Regions from separate parts of the Homo sapiens genome. Here region 2 is linked to region 1. A link is an interaction called in ENCODE POLR2A ChIA-PET data of the cell type or tissue named here. Cell type or tissue: PC-9. All regions are shown on one strand. Each heading gives the region's core, and the rest is flanking DNA. Links, peaks and the distances in the headings are about the cores only. Region 1 has its middle 3.6 kb from the start of TLK2. Region 2 holds the start of MAP3K3 (mitogen-activated protein kinase kinase kinase 3).

Region 1 (2,902 bases), core at 286-2,785:
TATTGGAACACAGCCATAATCCATCATTCAGACATTGTTTGTGGCTACTTCCCTTTTAACCAGCAGAGTTGGTAGTTACGACAGAGACAATATGGCCCGCAAAGCCTGATTCTGCCAAATGACTAGACTAGATTTCCCATACTAGGGAGCATAGCCTAGATTTTTTTTCTTTTCTTTTTTTTGAGACAGAATCTCACTGACACGCAGGCTGGAGTACAATGGTGGGTTCTCAGCTCACTGCAACCTCCACCTTCTGGGCTCAAGTGATCTCCCAACCTCAGCTTGCCGAGTAGCTGGGACCACGAGCATATGGCAACATGCGCATCTAACTTTTGTATTTTTTTTTGTTAATTATTATTTTTTGAGACCGAGTCTCGCTCTGTCGCCCAGGCTGGAGTGCAGTGGCGGGATCTTGGCTCACTGCAAGCTCTGCCTCCTGGGTTCATGCCATTCTCCTGCCTCAGCCTCCCCAGCAGCTGGGACTACAGACACACGCTGCCTTGCCCGGCTAATTTTTTGTATTTTTAGTAGAGACGGGGTTTCACTGTGTTAGCCAGGATGCTCTCCATCTCCTGACCTCGTGATTCACCCGCTTCACCCTCCCAAAGTGCTGGGATTACAAGCATGAGCCACCGCGCCCGGCCCTGTATTTTTTTTTAATGACATAATTTTATTTATTTATTTACTTTTATTTGAGAGGGCGTCTAGCTCTGTTGCCTGGGCTGGAGTGCAGTGGTGCGGTCTCGGCTTACTGCAAGCTCCACCTCCTGGGTTCATGCCATTCTCCTGCCTCAGCCTCCCAAGTAGCCGGGACTACAGGTGCCAGCCACCACACCCGGCTAATTTTTTTTTTATTTTTAGTAGAGACTGGGTTTCACCTTAGCCAGGATGGTCTCGATCTCCTGACCTCGTGATCTGCCCGCCTCGGCCTACCAAAGTGCTGGTATTACAGGTGTTGAGCCACCGCGCCCGGCCTAGAAGACGGAAGTTTGCATGTTGCCCAGGCTGGTCTCCAACTCCTGGGGTCAAGTGATCCACTGCCTCGGCCTCCCAATGTGCTGGGATTACAGGCGTGAGCCACTACACCTGGCCTCTTTTTTTTTTTTTTTTAAGAGACAAGGTTTCAATATATTGCCCAAGCTAGACTCAAACTCCTGGCCTCAAGCAACCCTCCTGCCTCAGCCTCCTAAGAGGCTGGAACTACAGACAGGTGCACGCCACTATGCTTGGCTCCTGTCTATGGCGGAGGTTGCAGTGAGCAGAGATTGTGCCATTGCACTCCATCCTGGGCGATAGAGCCAAACTTTGTCTCAAACAACAACAAAATCCCCTTAGAGCTCTTTCCTAGCAACCAAACGTTTTTCCATTTTGTTAGGAATTGGAAGAAGAGAGGAAATAACTGGCTAAGTAACTACTCTATATCAAGCACGGTTACAAGGCATTTTCCAACATTATTTCAATTTTAATGAAAGCTGCTCATGAAATTAGGTTTACTGGGTCACAGTTTTCAGATGAGGAACCTGGGACAGGTGAAGGGACAGAATTGGAACCCAGTTCTGTCATACCACAGATGCCCCACCTGTTCTACACTGGCCTGTCAAGAATAACAATAATAATAATTATTATTTTAGAGAGAGGCCTGCTGTGTTGGCCAGGTGGACTGCAGTGGCACGACCTCGGCTCACTGCAACCTTCGACTCCCAGGTTCAAGCGATTCTCCTGCCTCAGTCTCCCGACTAGCTGGGATTACAGGTGCCCACCACCACGCTCAGCTAATTTAAAAAATATTTTTAGCAGAGATGGGGTTTCACCATGTTGGCCAGGCTGGATCTCAATCTCCTGACCTCGTGATCCACCCGCCTTGGCCTCCCAAAGTGCTAGGATTACAGGTGTGAGCCACCGCGCCAGGCCCAATGATTATTTTAAATAATAATTATTTTTTTTGAGACGGAGTCTCGCTCTGTCACCCAGGCTGGAGTGCAGTGGTGTGATCTCGGCTCACTGCAACCTCCGCCTCCTGGGTTCAAGCGATTCTCCTGCCTTAGCCTCCCGAGTAGCTGGGACTACAGGCGCCCGCCACCACGCCTGGCTAATTTTTTTGTATTTTTAGTAGAGACAGGGTTTCACCGTGTTAAGACAGGATGGTCTCGACCTCCTGACCTCATGATCCACCGCCTCGGCCTCCCAAAATGCTGTGATTACAGGCGTGAGCCACCGCTCCCAGCCTTAAATAATTACTTTTATTTTATTATCATTATTTTTGAGACAGGGTCTCACTCTGTCACCCAGAATGGAGTGCAGTGGTGCCATCTTGGCTCACTGCAACCTCCGCCTCCTGGGTTCAAGCAAAATTCTCCTGTCTCAACCTCCCAAGTAGCTGAAAGTACAGGTACGTACCACTATGCCGAGCTAATTTTTGTATTTTTAGTAGACACGGGGTTTCACCATGTTGGCCAGGCTGGTCTCGAACTGCTGGCCTCAAGTGATCCACCCGCCTTAGCCTCCCAGAGTGCTGGGATTACAGGCGTGAGCTACCGCACCCAGCCTACTTTGAAAAATGGGATCATCGGCCAGGCGCGGTGGCTCATGCCTGTAATCACAGCACTTTGGGAGGCCGAGGTGGGCGGATCACGAGGTCAGGAGTTCGAGACCAGTCTGGCCAACATAGTGAAACTCCGTCTCTACTAAAAACACAAAAAATAAGCCAGGTGTGGTGGTGTGCGCCTGTAATCCCAGCTAGTTGGGAGGCTGAGGCGGGAGAATCGCATGAACCCAGGAGAAAGAGGTTGCAGCAAGCTGAGATTGTGCCACTGCACTTCAGCCCGGGCGACAGTGTGAGACTCTGTCACCAAAATAAAATAAAATAAAATAAAATAAAAAGATCCTCTAGCCCAAATCCCTC
Region 2 (2,902 bases), core at 137-2,636, 1.1 Mb after region 1:
AGTGAGCCGAGATCGCGCCACTGCACTCCAGCCTGGACGACAGTGTGAGACTCCATCTCGAAAAATAAAAAAGAAAAAGAAAAGAAATAGGGGAGAGCCCAAGGTAATTCTTAAGGGATTTGACACTCAAGGCAAAGCCACCACTAAATGTTCTTAGTGGACAGTGGACAATGACATCTGAGGAAGATTATTCTGGAGCCTGACATATTACACTGGAACAGAGGCCGGAGAAAGGAGCCCACATTAATTGTGGTGGACTTGGAATCTGAAGATCTGAGTGTATAAAATGTTGAACAATGAAAAGGTTGGGGAAATTAATTATGGTGCCTTTAATTTTGAAACATCATGCAATCAGTACAATTGTTTTGGAAGGATATTTGGTGGCACGGGAAAACAGAATAAAATGTAAGCATACTACAAAACAATACAAAGCCATTTTTGTCAAACGCCTATCTAGGTAGGAAATAGATTATCTCTGGGGTGGGATCTTTTCTTTTTCATAGTTTTCTGCATTTTTCAATTTTCCTACAAAAAGCTCGTGTTGCTTTTATAAGAAAAAAGTTATTTTCTGAAAGAACCTCTGGCGGAACTCAGATTTCCAGGGACCCACATGCCAGCACTATCCCAGCCTCGGGTGTCTGAGGTACCTAGACCAGAGGGTGTGGCCCTGGAGGTGTGAGACAGGGAAAGCTGGGCTGGGCCGGCCGCCCCTGCCCGGGGCAAGAGCAGCGTCGGGACCGGAGGACCAGTCGGGGGATGGGGCCGCAGAGGTGGCCGCGCGCCGGGAAGTGCTCAGGCCAGACCCTCCCCACTCGTTACACGCCCTGTGCTGGGCACGGGGAGGAGCAGGACGCCACCCTCTGGAACCACCCAGATCGCTGGGGCCTCCGAGAACCCGGAGGGCGGAAGGCCTGAGGGCCCCCTGCAGCCGCCTACTCCTCACCCCAGCCCTAAAGTAGCCGGCGGGGAACTGCGCCAGCCCGCGCGCCCGCCGAGCCTTCGGTGACTGACGGGAGGTGGGAATGTGGGCGGAGCCTCACGCCGGAGCTGTGATTGGAACAACCAACACCTCCCAATCTCTCCCAAGAGAGGGAGACAGCACCAGAGAGGGATGCGCAGAGGCGGGGGCTTAGAGGCCTCTACGTGATTGGCTAACAGCGCAGGGAGCCGGGCGCTGTCCCGATGATTGGCAGGCGCTAGACAGCCCTCGGAAACCGCCTTGGCTTCGCCCATTGGCATCCTGTGAGAGTAGGCGGGATTGGTTCATCGTGTGGTGCTGATGATTAGCTGGCCGCTGAGAGTTAGGGTGTTGGGAGAGAGTTGGAGGGGGACGGCGGGGGCTGCCGACTTCCTTCTTGTTATTGGCTGGTGAGGTGGGTGGGGGTGGTGCGACGGCCCAGCGGCTGCCTGGGATTGGTGGGGGCCGGCGTGAGTGACAGACAGGGGGGCGAGCTGCGCGACCAGCGGTTTGTTTTTCGGAGCGTTCCTGAGGTGGAGAACGGTGGCCGGACGGAGAGACTGCGGGTCTGAGGGACTGGCGGGCGGGCGGGCCGAGCGGCGCCGCCGAGGCCGGGCTGGGCCGAGCCCAGGAGCGCCCGGGATGTAGCGGGCCACCCTGCCGATGCCACAGCGCCCGGCCGCGGGCGGAGCCGGAGCCGGAGCCTGGGGAGGCGGCGGGGGCCCAGAGCGCAGCCCGCGCCCCCCGCGCGGAGCCAGGCCCGCTGCCGTCCCCGCCGCCCGGGCCCCCGGCATGCAGCCCCGGCTGCGGAGGTGACACTCACGGACCTTAGCCACCGCCGCCGCCATCGCCACCATGGGTAAGTGTCGCCACCGCCCCGGCCTGTGCCCGCGCTGCTTCGCGACGCCCCGCCCCAGGCTGAGGGAGGAGGACCCTGGGCCACCGCCTGACAGGCATGGACAGCCCGCCCGGCCCGGGGCTGCGGACCGCCGGCCGGCCGGCCGCCCGCCCCGCTCGCGCGCCGCGGCCCGGGCGGGGGTTCTGGCTCCGCGGGGCGGCCCGGCCGGCAGAGCCCGCTCGGCAGCCCTCCTTCTGGGCGGCGCGGCGGGCGCATCCCGGGGAAGCGGCGGCGGGACCGAGGGCCCGTGCTCCGCGGGGCAGCCTGGTCCGAACGAGCCGGACCGCGAGCCCGAGGGCGGGGGAGCAAGAGCGCAGTGTGGGGCCCGGGCTGGAGGCTGCCGCAGGCCCAGCTGCTGTTGTGTCTTTTCCTTGATTTGCTTTTTTTTCCTGCCTGTGTCATTTCCTTCCCTTTGCTCACACAGGCCGGCCTGTGAGAGTTCCCGGGGCTTGCTCTCCAGCCCTGTGCGCGCCCCAGCGCAGGGGGGAGGGCGTGCGGGGCTCGGCTAGGAGGCGATTAAACTGGAGCTGTGATCAAGCGCGCGGTTGACAAATGCGTGCTGCACGCAGATTGCTGGGGGTCAGGAGTTGGTCGGATGCTGCCAGTTAGAATTCACATCCTACTTTTTGAAAAATCCCGTTGCAGGGGTTTAATCCATTATTTTTTTCTTGCGGTATCCCTGAAATTATGTAACTTTTGAAAGAAACATTTGCTACACAAAAGAATTTCTCTGAAATCACTTCCTTTTTGTCAGTATTTACAATTTCTACTGTGAAGATGTAATCTAAGGAAAGCTTTTAATGTCTTCCGCACGTAGCATTTGAGTTGAATTATATTCCATATCCTTTTTGGTAGTTTAGCAAATGACTACTGGACTAGACTAAGAAATAACATTTTAAACGTTCTTTACTTCTCCTGCCCAGACAGGTGTTGTGATACTGTTGTCACAAGTTTTGCAAAATATTTGGTATTGCCCTAAATAATAATAAAAGGGTAAACTTCAGTGAGAGGATCGTTTGCAAAACGTTCCGTTGCTTCTGTGAAGT

The links. ChIA-PET counts read pairs that join two places held together with the same protein. Peaks named below come from ENCODE experiments on the same cell type or tissue, not always from the same donor. Only the 100,000 strongest peaks of a DNase experiment are listed, where the experiment ranks them.
Region 2: POLR2A ChIA-PET joins it to region 1 with 12 read pairs; 2 of 35 experiments call an interaction of 5 or more read pairs at or near these places.

The regions. Positions count from the first base shown.
Region 1 is chr17:62,473,734-62,476,635 of GRCh38, forward strand. It overlaps a transcript of TLK2 not described here. Among named protein-coding and RNA genes, the nearest start is that of TLK2, 3.6 kb to the right of the region's middle. In PC-9, for the core only: no CTCF peak of the experiment used is centred there; no DNase peak of the experiment used is centred there.
Region 2 is chr17:63,620,947-63,623,848 of GRCh38, forward strand. It overlaps MAP3K3 (mitogen-activated protein kinase kinase kinase 3), which reads left to right and starts at 1,471. Exons shown (of 16, transcript NM_002401.5): 1 at 1,471-1,817. The coding sequence starts at 1,814. RefSeq lists silencers at 712-781, 1,392-1,781, 1,872-1,931, 2,172-2,221. In PC-9, for the core only: a CTCF peak has its summit at 1,095; a DNase peak (open chromatin) is centred at 1,195; H3K4me3 peaks cover 2,252 bases.